Linked DNA regions of Homo sapiens: regions 1, 3 and 4 are each linked to region 2. The links are chromatin contacts, found by Hi-C or POLR2A ChIA-PET in ENCODE. All regions are on one chromosome and are shown on one strand. Each heading gives the region's core, a stretch centred on a gene start or an enhancer-like site at or near the end of the contact. The rest is flanking DNA. Distances are from core to core; before and after follow the strand shown.

Region 1 (3,027 bases), core at 374-2,873, 600 kb before region 2:
CTGGGCTTGCATTTTGGATGCTTGTTTTTAAATTTTAATTTTTTCTAGTAATTAATTTTGATTGTATTTTACAGAAATTTAGTTTTGTGATTGGGGATAAAATCTGGGTCTTTTAGCACAGATGCTTGAGAACTGAGGAGGATTTGATGTTAGCTAAAAGACAAATAATTAACTTGTAGTAAGGAAAGGAAGGCAGAGAGAGCATCAAAGCAGAGTTACAGGTTCGTTGGAAGTCATGGTGGGTGCTGGGAACTTGTAGATGTTCTTTTTGGTTTGTTTGATTTTCTTGTGAATTAGAAGCAAAATCATCAGCTAAATGAGATGAGGGAGGAAGTGTCGGAGGTTTGAAGAGACAGGAGACTTGAAATAGTTATGTAGCAAGGTGGGAGAGTGTGTGAAACTGGAGAAATGTGGTAGGGTAGCCACTCATTATGGCCTCTTGAGAATAATGATCTCAAATTTACGGGGAGTCAGTCAACCACTTTTGGCTTTTTCTCCACCCACTCCATTGCTGGAGTTCTGTCAGTACAAAGAAAGCAGAGAACGACTAGAGAAATGAAGGTAATACTGAAGAAATCGACTTCATGTACCTCATGTACTCACTTTCTTCCCCAAACAGCTTAGATTCTATTAGATTCCATTTCATGACGGACGATAGAATCTAAGCTGTTTCAGGAAGAAAGTGAGTACATAAGGCCAGCGTGGGGAGGAATAGCGAAAAGGTAGTTGGATCAATGGATTTGGGGTCTTGGAGTTGAAGTTTTTGGAGTTGGAGTATTATCAGACAGAGTGAGCTAGAAAGGAAGAAGGTTGTGGCCGGGCGCAGCGGCTCACGCCTGTAATCCCAGCACTTTGGAAGGCCAAGGCAAGCGGATCACCTGAGGTCAGGAGTTCGAGACCAGCCTGGCCAACATGGTGAAGCCACTTCTCTACTAAAAATACAAAAATTAGCCGGGTGTGGTGCCGGGTGTTTGTAATCCCAGCTACTCGGGAGGCTAAGGCAGGAGAATCACTTGAACCCGGGAGGTGGAGGTTGCAGTGAGCCAAGATCGCACCACTGCACTCCAGCCTGGGCAACAAGAGCGAAACTCCATCTCAAAAAAAAAAAAAAAAAAGAAAGAAAGAAAGAAAGAAAGAAAGGAAGAAGGTTGCAATGGGAGTTAGAGGATTAAAATTGAGATTGTAGAGAAGTTACAATTATTCGTATGAGCATGAGAGTGAGAGGCTGAGCCAAGAATGATCCCTAGAGAAGAATCTGAGAGGCCAGAGGATTGGAAGAATTAAGCGAATTTTGAAATAACCAAGAGTTATGACAATAGTAGTAATGAATGACAGTGAACCAGAAGCCCAAATCTTAGAGAATGATGGTGAATGACAGAGGAGTCTATAGGTGACCGAAGTGAGCGATGCTCTAATCTCTCGTCATGATGTAATATTTAAAGCTTTTCATATTTTGAAGGGATGCTAGGATTTGGGGGTGTGTGGCTCCTTTAAGGGCCTGGGAGGGGGAGAAGCTGGAGGTCGGGCTGGGGGGGGCGGGACCCCCTCGTCTGAGTCTGCGCATTGAGAGCGGAGGCGGGTCCAGGCGCGGGCTCGCGCGCCCGGGCGGGTCCTCGCGGGGGCGGAGTCTGCGCTCTGGTTCGGGCTGCGGCTGCGGCTGCGGCTGCGGCTGCTACTGCTACGCTCCTAGCTTGAGGGAAAGAGGCCGAGGCCTGGGCCAAGCCCGGAGCCGCCGCTCGCCGGAGCCTCCTGGAGCCTCCGCGCCGGCTCAGCCTGGGGGCGGGCTCCGGTCCGGCCCGCCGCCGCACCCAGGACGGAGGCTGCATGCCCGAGGACCAGGCCGGCGCAGCCATGGTGAGGGAGCAAGGCCTGCCCTAGCCGCAGCCGCCCGCCACCCTAGCCCCCGCCCGTCGCGCTGGCCCCTGCGGTCTTGCCCCTCCCTGTCTCTGGTGTCCCCTCGGGCTCCCTGCCTTTACCTCTCTCCCTCGTTACCGCCCCCTCGGTGTTCAGCTCCTCCTTCCCCATTCACCTGCTTCGGTGAACCCCTTTAGGTGACACCCCCTGAATCTCCCTTCTCCCCGATGACATCCTTTTTATCACCCCCAGTGACAGCCTTTTTCGCATTCCCTTTGTCGCCCACTCCTTGTCCTTTAACCCTAACCCTTCCTTTCTTTCTCCTCTATCATTTTGCCTTTTTTCCTCTTATGTGATTTTTACTTTCCCCCCTTTCCTCCCTAGTTTTCGCTGCTCTTCCTTGCTCTTCTCACCCCTCTTCACCATTTTATCTCCACTGCCCCCTTCTCTCCGTGTTCCTTCTCCCCTTCGTCCTCTTCCATCCACGTTTCCTCTTCCCTTATCGGATGTCCTCGCTCGGTTCGCCGTCGCAGCTGTCCCCATTTCCTTCTACGGGCTTCAGGGGTCTAAGCAGGAACAATTTGAGGACTGTTGCTTCCCGGGAGCTGTAGGGCGGGCAGATAGGGATTTATAGGTTTGCTTCTTCCTTTTCGTTTTTGGAGGCATTGAAGAGATCCTGGAAGCCTATTCACCTAGTGTCATTGCAAAATCGAAGTGGTGGTGTGTTACAGAGCAGTGAAGTGAGGGCCAGCATGCATACTGTGACCTCAGGAGAGATCTAGTCTTTTGACAGAAATAGCTAAAAAATGTTTTGAATTTTTTTTATTTTGAGCATCTTTTAATGTGGAGGTGCAGTTGGAGAAGTTTAAAAATACTTATTTACAAGCTTGGCTATTATTACTAAAAACAAATGATTTGTTTTCATTTGGAGGCAGAGACCAAGGGCATTTGAGGACTGACAATCAGGTTGGCAGGTTGTGACAGTCTCTTTAAACCTTCTAAAGAGTTCATTTGTTTTGCCCTGTCTGCCTTTAGTTGGGAGAACCTTATATTTGCAAATTTTCTTTCTGTCTGAAAATAGGTTGAGGCTTCAGTTGGTTTTTTCATTGAGTTGGGTTATAAGTGGTTTGCTGTACATTTATTGAAAACATTGCTCCATCATATGCAACAAGC
Region 2 (3,165 bases), core at 1-2,500:
CCCCACCGTTCCTTTTCTCTCCCCGGGTCTGAGCTCCCTGGCCCGCCACTCACGGCAGTCGTCCTCGTCGCTGTGGTCTAAGCAGTCATCGTCCTCGTCGCATCTCCACACAGAGGGGATGCAGCGCTCGTTCCGGCACTGGAATTGGTCCTTTTCGCAATCCTTGGCCGGCCCTGCGAGGGGGAGGGAGCGTGAGCTGGATCAGCGGACTCGGCCCCACTCCCCACCATGCAGTCCGGGCCACCCGGAAGGACCCGCTGGGGAGGAGGAAAGGGGGCGATTATGGAGACCCCGGGGGCTTCAGGCACACTCCATCCAAAGGGAGGGCACGATGGCAGGGGTTCCGTGGATGTCGGGCCGCTCGGTGGCACGGCGAGACCAGGCACCTACTTAAAGTGTCACACGACCTGGGTATACCCTCCATTCAGACGCACTCACCCGCACACGCGACCCATAGTCAGAGATCTGCTCAGATACAGCCCATAGGGAGTCCCCGCGCCCGCGCGCCAGGCGCAGTGGGAGCCGCAGGCACATCACCCTGGCAGGCAGCCCCCTCTCTCTCCGCCGCGCGCAGGGGTCTGCGGAAACGCATTGTCAAGCGGAGAAGCCGCCCGGCTCTGCTCATTACCGCCGCGGAGCGCGCGTGTCAAATAAACCCCAACGGCGAGAATCACACAGCTCATCCGGAACCATGAATGGCCGCCCCTCCGGCAAAGTTCCCCGCTGGCCAAGCCCCCCTGCACCCCTCCCCCAAGATCCGCTGCCCAGAGGGCAGAGCCCTCAACACCGAGGCCCGCGGGGGCGGGGGGCCGAGGGCAAATTCAGGAATAGCCGCTTCGCGTGGAGCCTGTCCGCCCGGGAGCCCCCGATAGCCCCGGGTTCTGGACCCCTCCCCGCTCCGGCCTCCCGGCCGCGCTTTGTTGGTGGCTAGGGCGGAGCAGAGCCGAGTCAGAGACCGGCTGCACGCACCTTGGCCGCCGAGCAGCGGATCAGCCGCTGCCGCCGCAAGATGCTGGAGCTGCAGCAGCAGCAGCAGCAGCAGCAGCAGCAGCAGCGCCAGAAGCCGGAGAGGGCCCGGCTCGGGGAGGCCCATGGCGGGCCCGGGGCTCCGGCCGCCGCGCCCCGCGCTCCCCGCGCCGCCGCCGCCGCGTCTCAGCCCTCCGAGTCCTTGCCGCGGCGCCGGGGTTGCCGCTGCCCCCGCCGCCGCCGCCGCCGCCGCTGCCGCCCGCCCCGGCTCCTCGGCTGCATTTCAAGCAGGTTCGGTGACGCTCGGCGGCGGGGCGGGCTCAGGCTGGGCGCGCGGCCCCGGCCCTGGGCGGCCGCCGCCAGCGCGCGCGCTCCCTCCCGCTGCCGCCTCCGCCCCACGCTCCCCCTGCCGCCGCCTCCTCGCCCTCCTCCCTCCTGTCTTTCGTCCACTCTTCTCTCAGCGGGCGCTCCACGGCCCTGCTCTGGGCTCGCCTGAGTGCTGGGCTCTGCAGACGCAGGGATGGGCCAGGCGAGCCCCTCACCACGGAGGTAGCAGGTCCAGAGGAAGCAGCAGAGGCTTCCTGGAGGAGGTGACAGGCGGATCAGAGGCTGAGGGATGTCTAGGAGTGAGCCTGGGCGGGAGGGGAAATGATGTTACAGGACGAACAGGCCTGTGCAGTGTGCGCGTGGGGCGGGGGAGGGAGGGATAGGGGTGAGATCCCAAGATGTGGATGAGCAGGGAGAAGCTGGGGGCGCAGGGCTGGACCCCTGCACCTGTCATGGGCTCCGGCTGGGATATTATAAATCCCTGTGGCTGGTTTGGTTTCCGTGCCATGTGCATCTGTGCATGTTGCACGCTCATGTGATCATGGGGACGTGAGGCAGGTGGATTGGGCCTGGTGCACAGACTATTCATCGTCGTTAAGTACGCTCCAGGCCCCTAGTCAGAGGGGCAACCAGGGGGGGCCCGCAGGGAAGACAAGGAATCCTCGCTGTGATGGAGAAAGACGAGGTCTGTGGGGCGGGCCGGGCGGGGGGGAAGGGGAGGGCACGGAAGGGATGCCATCCCTGCCGCTAGGGGCCGCGCACCTAGGCCCGCGCTGTCCGCCCCTGCTGTCTTCTGCAGGAAGGAGAAGGCACCTCTTCCTCTGGAGGGCTGCAGCCCGCCTCACCCACACTGGGGAGAATGGGTGCGGAGAGCGAGCTGGGATTCGATTTCAGCCTCAGACTTGTGAGCCGGGTCCAACCCACACAACCTTCTTTAGAGAATGAGATTCCAGGGCATTGGCCACTCAAAACAACCGGCCTGCAGGTGCCAAGAGCCAGTGTTAGGTCCACCCTCCCTCCCCTCTTGCCCCTTCACCTCCCTCGCGGATGGGCAGGTGCTGTTAGCCCTTGGCCTGGAAACCACCCTGTCTCCTCAGCAGCCTCCTGAGCCGTAGTCCCCCAAAGGGCAGCCCAGCGGCAATATCTGTGGCCACCCCACCAGAAAGGGACTTAGATCCCCAGAGAGCCCGGCACGGTGCTCCTGCCATCATCACCCCTCCTGTCCCTTGTTCATTCAGTCATTCAGCAAGCATTTCAGGCCCTGTTCTGTGCCAACCCTGTGCTGGGCCTGCGGGTACCAAGGTGAATCAGGCATGGTGCCAGCCCCGGAGAGGTCCCTGACCTGTGGGGAGACAGACCATTAGCACACAGACAACGAAATGCAGGCGTCCTTTCACCTATATGTGCCAAACGCCCTTCAAGGCTCAAGGATACAGTGGAAACAGATAAGGTTCCTCCCTGCTCTCCTGCAGTTATGTCTTAGTTGGAAGAGATACACACAAAAGCAGGAAAACAAAAGATTATTTCAGGTCATCATAACTTCTATGGAAAAAACAAAACAGACCCAGGTGAGAGCAATGGGGGTAACTGTAGAGGTGATCAGGCAAGGCCTCACAGAGGAGGTGACATTTCACTGAATGGCAAGATGGATCCTGACCCATGAAGATCAGGCGGAAGGGCATTCTTGGCAAAGGGAATGGCAATCAAGGTGGGCCGGGGCCTGATGACAGGGAAGGAGTGGGTGCCTCAGGTGAGGCTGGAGGGAGTTGGCAAGGCCCTGATCACCAGGGCTTTGTAGGCCACAGCTGGGAGTTTGGATTCTGTGTCAAGCACAATGGTGCCTGGGACTGTGGGATAAAGATAGAAGCCCGT
Region 3 (2,931 bases), core at 189-2,688, 920 kb before region 2:
ACCCGGAAAAGCCAGACTGCAATTACTGTGCTCTTAACTACTTCACCTTACAACACACTGTGTGAAACTGGATAATGTTAATATGTAACTGAGAGCTTGCTTTTGGTGTACTTATTACAATAAATCAGGCTTCCCAGCCACTGACTGAACATTGTGGATTGGGCCTCAATTTGCTTACCCACAAAATGGAGAAAATAGAATCTTCCGTTTATTCAACCAATATTTATTAAGTACCCATCGTGTGCCAGGCACTATTTTAGGATAATGGAAGATTAAGTGAAAAAATGCAAAATGGTAAATCCACTTTCCCACTACCTTAATCCCTTGCATTTATTTGTAAGGTACAGTGGTTTTATTTATTAAGTATCATTTGATGAATACTATGGAACTAACATAATTCAAGCAAAATTTTGCATTCAATTTCGGCAGATTCACAAACCTCCTAAAGTCCACATATTGCCCTCCATTAAAGTTAAAAACTGTTGCAAAGGGACTTAAACCATTCTGTCATATTGGAAACTCCTTTGGCATTTCCAGCCCACCTAACACAGCAGAGACGAGGGTACTATTATTCATGTGTTACAGACAACTAGAATCGTATATAATCATTGCAGTTTCACAAATAGATCAGGATAAGAATGCCTTTTCCAACTGTCACAGCAGAAGACTCTTCAATTCCGGGGTTAGAAAAGAGAAGTAGGAAGGGGGCCACCAGACTTCTCTTCTGAAAAGAAGGTGAATGACAGACAGCCCAGCAGTTAGGAGCTCATCTGAAAAAAAGATCTGGGTAGGAGCCCAGACTGCTTAGTCACGAAAAGCGACCTAAGACACGTCCCTCCCTGGGCGCAATTTACGTCCGTAAAATGGGGTAATAACCTCTGCTCCGCCTTCCCTGTAGTGGTTCCTACACTATAGCTCAAAGAACGAAACAAGTAGAGTGCTTTACAAATGCAGATGGAGGGAAAGTCATCACTGAGCATCAGGGTGCGGAGGGCAGGAATGCTCCTGCTTCTAGGCTGTTGGCTTCCGCCTTCCCCCCTGCAAACTCAGTTCCCTGCAGCGCGGGAAGCCTTTTAGGAATCGGAGTGTGGAACAGAGGAACGCTCTTAACAGTTCAGAACAGTGCCTGGCACTGAACAGGCGCTTGGTACATGTCAGCTAAAAGAATCAATGACTGAGTCTACAGAGAACGTCCTCAGTTTCAGAGGTTCCGATGCGCCCTCCCCCGAGTCCCTCGCAGCCCGCTGGACGCCACACTCACCCGGCTCCAAAGCTTCCTCCGGCTAGCCGCAAGCCCTCCGTTTCCTACCGCCTCCACTTCGAGAGCTCCGGGGGATGCGGCACCTCTAACCTGCACCAGCAGGGCTCCTTCTACAACTACGGGCCGAAAGCCAGGACCAAAGCGTGTGTCTCACTAGAAATGAAAAGAAGGTGGAAGGAGAAAAGAAAACTTCGCGCCAATCGGCGTGGCCCCGCCCCCAGACCGTCCCTTCGTTGCGACACCAACTAGCTCGCCCCGCCCACTCCGTACACCTAAGAGGGGCGCATGACGTACATCCGCTAACATGCAGCCGCCATCATTGATTCGATAGGCGACGCGGGGAGCGGAAGCCCTTTACACTACGGTGTTTCCGGCTTCAAGATGGTCGCCTAAGCTGTTTAGTGAAACTTCTTCCACCTTTCTCCATTCCTCTAGGTGCTTTTTCTGAACCTGGATGTGAGGCATTAAAGGATCCGACGGAAATAGAATTGAAGGCATTCTAAAATGGCTAACCGTACAGTGAAGGATGCGCACAGCATCCATGGCACCAACCCTCAATATCTGGTGGAGAAGATCATTCGAACGCGAATCTATGAGTCCAAGTACTGGAAAGAGGAGTGCTTTGGACTTACAGGTAAGTGGAAGCGCGCGGAGCGCCTCTCAGCCCCCTTGTGGCCCATTTCTCCTGACCGAGCGCGGGTAGGACTAGCGACTGGCCTCTGGGGGTGGTACTGGAACGGAGTATGTCGATCATTCAGAAAAATTTTGAGTGCCTGCTAAGTGCCTCGTCTTGTGTTGAGTATTAGAGGCACAGATGAATCTGGTAAGGTCATATTCTGAAGGCTGTCTCAGTTGGGTGTTGTGAGTTATTCCGTATTTAATGATAGCAGGCTGGGTTGCAACAGTGTTAAGCTCAGGGATCCGGATATAACACTTTGACACAATCTGTTGAAGGTCTTTAAGGACCTAACGTTAATATGCCTGAAACCAAATTCATGATCTTACTATTCTTAGATCTGGGCCGGTTCCAGTATTTATAAATATCAGTGCTTCAGAGAAGTCTTCCAGGTAATCTTCCGATTTGAATTGTGGCTTTAAATCCATGTCCTGTGACAATCTGTGGACCTTGAGCAAGTCACTTTACCTTTCTTAGCCCTCATTTTCCTTACCTGGAAATAAGAACATTGCTAGAACTTTCTTCATGACTTGTTAAAAAAGGTTAAGTGAGATAATATGAAAAGCTTAGCAGGGTACCTATTTTATTATCCATTCTCAATGTATATTAGCTGTTGTCGTTACTGTTATTAATACACATTCGTTCTCCTAATATTACACTGTTGATGTATATTTAGGAGAACCAAAGCTTGAACTAACTCCACTCCAACTAGGAAGAGCTTAGCCCTAATATGTTACTGTATTGTTTTTGTTTTTTAGCTGAACTTGTAGTCGATAAAGCCATGGAGTTAAGGTTTGTGGGTGGCGTCTATGGTGGCAACATAAAACCAACACCCTTTCTGTGTTTAACCTTGAAGATGCTTCAAATTCAACCCGAGAAGGATATCATTGTAGAGTTTATCAAAAATGAAGATTTCAAGTGAGTGCAATGTTCACTAGCTAATATAAGAGGTTTAATTTTGGCGGTTTAGAATTGGGCTTTGGTTAAGAGGGGT
Region 4 (2,802 bases), core at 143-2,642, 560 kb after region 2:
GGAAACTATTTTGTTCACTCTTCTATCCCTGATAACTAGAACAATTGCCCGGTTCCTGGTCACAACCAGGAGATATTTACTGATTCAATGAGGGAATGATCTGATCACATTTCATCCTAATGATCTTTTTACATTTTTATCTACTCCACCAGTGGATAAACTTCTTCATCTTTTTGTCTCCAGTATCTTGTACGGTTCTAAGCACAAAGTAAGTGCTCAATAAATGTTTTCTGAACTAAAGCAGGAACTGTGTAAGCATTTTCTGTAATCACTGTACTAAATTTATGATACTCGTTACCAATCTGAAGGGTTATCTGGCAAAAAAAACAAAAACAAAAACAGCTGGTGTGGACAAACAGGAAACACCTGGATGTGGCCAACAGCCACCAAGATGTTTGAAATAATATCCTTCAATGTGTGAGGCAGTATAGGAATGAAAATACTTGCTGTGACTGTAGCAACAGTGATCATAAATATAAAGGTGGGCACCCAACTGGTATACCTTCAAATTGCAAGTCATCTACTGCTGCCATTCGGCCAGTGAGTCTTCTCCCAATTATGAGGAAGAAAATTTGCAGGGTTCTAAAAGAAAAAAATAGGTAAACATAATAGGATGACAGTATAAAGTATCTGCAAACAACTCTTATGTATTAGAAATGGTATCACTTTCCCTTGCCTCCCTTTTCAGTGGGGTTTAATAGGTTTATATAAAGATAACCACTAAGCATCAGGTATTATTAAATATTAAAACTGTAACAAAGAAACTAACCCCGGGGATCCAAAGGTTCCAATTCAACCTTATTTGGTTGTGTATGTACCAGGAATGAATCTCAACTCACTGTGTGAATGTTTAGAGAGCAGGTGCAGCCTAGAGATGTAACGATGAGGAAGGAGAGGCTGAGGTTTGAAAGAGGTGATGGGGACAGTGAAGAACAAAGGCAGTTCAGCCTAGCCAGTGGTTAAAGGCACAGGCTCTGGGGTCAGACAGAGCTGGGTTTGATTCCCGATTCTGCTGCTTCTCTGCTGTATGCGCGCTCCTCGCGGCCTCAGTTTCCTCATCTGTAAAATGGGTGCATAACGATACCTAGTCACACAGTGCGGGGGTCATTAAATGGGAGTGCGTGTAAGGAGCCTAGAGCGGAGTCAGGCAATTAGTAGGCAATGGGGTGTCGGCGACCCTGCAGCCCGGGACACCGCGAAGCAGAGGCAGTGTTTCAGGGAGAGGAGCTGGGCCGCGGCGGCCCGGGCGGGCAGGAGATCCTGAACCCCCTTAGCCTCGTACAGGTCCCGCAAACTCGGCAGCCTCACCTCGCGGGGTTAGGCGTCCCCCGGGTCCCGAGAAGGCTCGGGCCTCAGTTGCTCCGCGCCGGTTTCGGTCCAGCCCAGTTGCCGGAAGCCGGAGATCCGGGGGGCGGAACCTCTCCGCCTCCTCCGGGAAGAGCCCCGCCTCCTTAAAGAGACAGCAGCTCCCAGAGAAACCTGCGTGCTGCGGCGCGCAGAGCCCGCTCCCGCCCGCCCTTCTCCCGAGGCTGAGCCTCGAGTTCTTAAAGAGACAGGCGAGGGCGGAGTGGTGGGGTCGCTGAGTGTGACTACTTGGGCTGGCCTTGCTCCAGGGAACGTAGAAAATTCTCGAGTTTAGGGTTTTCTTACTGTGTGTTTATACCTCTTTTCCTAAGGAAATATAAAATCGGGTGATGAAAGACGATTGTGAAAGAAAAAATTAAGTCACCCGCGTCACCAGTCCCTCAGTTTCTTTTGGCCACAAAAATTTCACTGGTGAGAAAGTACATGATGAGTCAATTACATTCTGAATGAGTGATCGAAAGCGCGATGTCTGTTCGTATGAGCACCCCCAGTAAGTGAGCGCTTGGAAAGACTTTACATCTAATAATAGCCATATATAGTGTATTTTTTTCCCCAAGATGATCATGATCAGGCTTTGTACATGCAGGATCTCTAATTCTCAGAACAATCCTGCTATCTTGGGGTGATTATCCTCATTTTACAAAGAGAAAGCTGAGGCTTAGAGCATGTGCAGGGCACTTTTGGTTGAGTATGTACCAGGAATGAATCTCAGTTCATGAATTCAGCTGTGCTAGTATATCAGCCACCTCTTATGTCCCATTTCAGATCATCTTGGCCTCACCTGCTGCTTATTTCACCGCCACTCATCTTATTCCAGCGTCAGCAGATATAACCTGAGTGAGCTTGCCTCCAGTCTATGCCTCAGGCTTCTCACTTTCTGCTTCGAGGCTTGTTTCTTCATGCGATGGGGCCATGGGACCTTGCTGGAGCCAATCAGCACCCAGACAGGTGCATCCCAGAAGTGTAGGGGTAGAGAGTTGTTAATGTCTCATGAGGCAAATCTCTGACCAATGGGGTCAACACTTGATGAATATATGCTTTTCCTGTTTTTCCCCCTCAGGCGCCCTTTCATATAGCTTTCAAACTACCTAGCAGGATTAAGCAACCAAATGCCTTTGGAAGTGACGCATTTGACAATGCATCTTCGCAATGGGTCTCCTTCCTTCCCTGATATACAAGCCCTGTACTTCACTCCTGGTGCTTGGATTCATACTTGCCAATAAACTACTCATATGAGGAAGCAATATGAAGGCATGTTGGTACCAAAAGTGGCCCCAGAAAATAAAACCTTAGGTTGGCATTTTCTAACTGAACTGCGCACCAGTCACATGGCAACAACAAATATATTGCTGGTGTTAAGGGGAGAGAGAAGGAGGGGGGTGGTGGTGGTGTGATAACACTTAGAATAGAATGGCATCACAATTACTAAGGTGTCTG

The links. A loop is a pair of places that touch in the nucleus more often than their neighbours do. ChIA-PET counts read pairs that join two places held with the same protein, here RNA polymerase II (POLR2A). Pooled maps may share reads with other maps.
Region 1: a map of CD8-positive, alpha-beta T cell shows a loop between it and region 2 (7-fold over the local background). The contact joins the promoter of ZYG11B here to the promoter of LRP8 in region 2. A Hi-C loop is called at or near these places in 1 of 168 maps with a recorded cell type or tissue (CD8-positive, alpha-beta T cell), 3 of 37 single-sample maps with no recorded cell type and 9 of 50 pooled maps.
Region 3: a pooled map shows a loop between it and region 2 (23-fold over the local background). The contact joins the promoter of ORC1 here to the promoter of LRP8 in region 2. A Hi-C loop is called at or near these places in 5 of 37 single-sample maps with no recorded cell type and 11 of 50 pooled maps. POLR2A ChIA-PET finds 5 or more read pairs at or near these places in 1 of 52 experiments (activated CD4-positive, alpha-beta memory T cell).
Region 4: a loop to region 2 is called in a map of B cell, with 7 times the contacts of the local background. The contact joins the promoter of YIPF1 here to the promoter of LRP8 in region 2. A Hi-C loop is called at or near these places in 1 of 168 maps with a recorded cell type or tissue (B cell), 3 of 37 single-sample maps with no recorded cell type and 9 of 50 pooled maps.

What each region holds. Positions count from the first base shown.
Region 1 is chr1:52,724,830-52,727,856 of GRCh38, forward strand. ZYG11B (zyg-11 family member B, cell cycle regulator) reads left to right here and starts at 1,624. Exons shown (of 14, transcript NM_024646.3): 1 at 1,624-1,854. The coding sequence starts at 1,825. RefSeq lists a silencer at 1,435-2,014.
Region 2 is chr1:53,326,820-53,329,984 of GRCh38, forward strand. LRP8 (LDL receptor related protein 8) reads right to left here and starts at 1,251. Exons shown (of 19, transcript NM_004631.5): 1 at 970-1,251; 2 at 54-173. The coding sequence starts at 1,093. LRP8-DT (LRP8 divergent transcript) reads left to right here and starts at 1,414. Exons shown (of 3, transcript NR_131923.1): 1 at 1,414-1,556. RefSeq lists silencers at 1-232, 748-917, 968-1,117, 1,188-1,387 and enhancers at 298-407, 1,458-1,687.
Region 3 is chr1:52,402,985-52,405,915 of GRCh38, forward strand. It overlaps ORC1 (origin recognition complex subunit 1), which reads right to left and starts at 1,439. Exons shown (of 17, transcript NM_004153.4): 1 at 1,262-1,439. It overlaps PRPF38A (pre-mRNA processing factor 38A), which reads left to right and starts at 1,618. Exons shown (of 10, transcript NM_032864.4): 1 at 1,618-1,895; 2 at 2,696-2,855. The coding sequence starts at 1,766. RefSeq lists an enhancer at 938-2,137.
Region 4 is chr1:53,888,405-53,891,206 of GRCh38, forward strand. YIPF1 (Yip1 domain family member 1) reads right to left here and starts at 1,393. Exons shown (of 11, transcript NM_018982.5): 1 at 1,309-1,393; 2 at 840-1,059; 3 at 503-582. The coding sequence starts at 533. RefSeq lists a silencer at 152-446 and an enhancer at 1,332-1,626.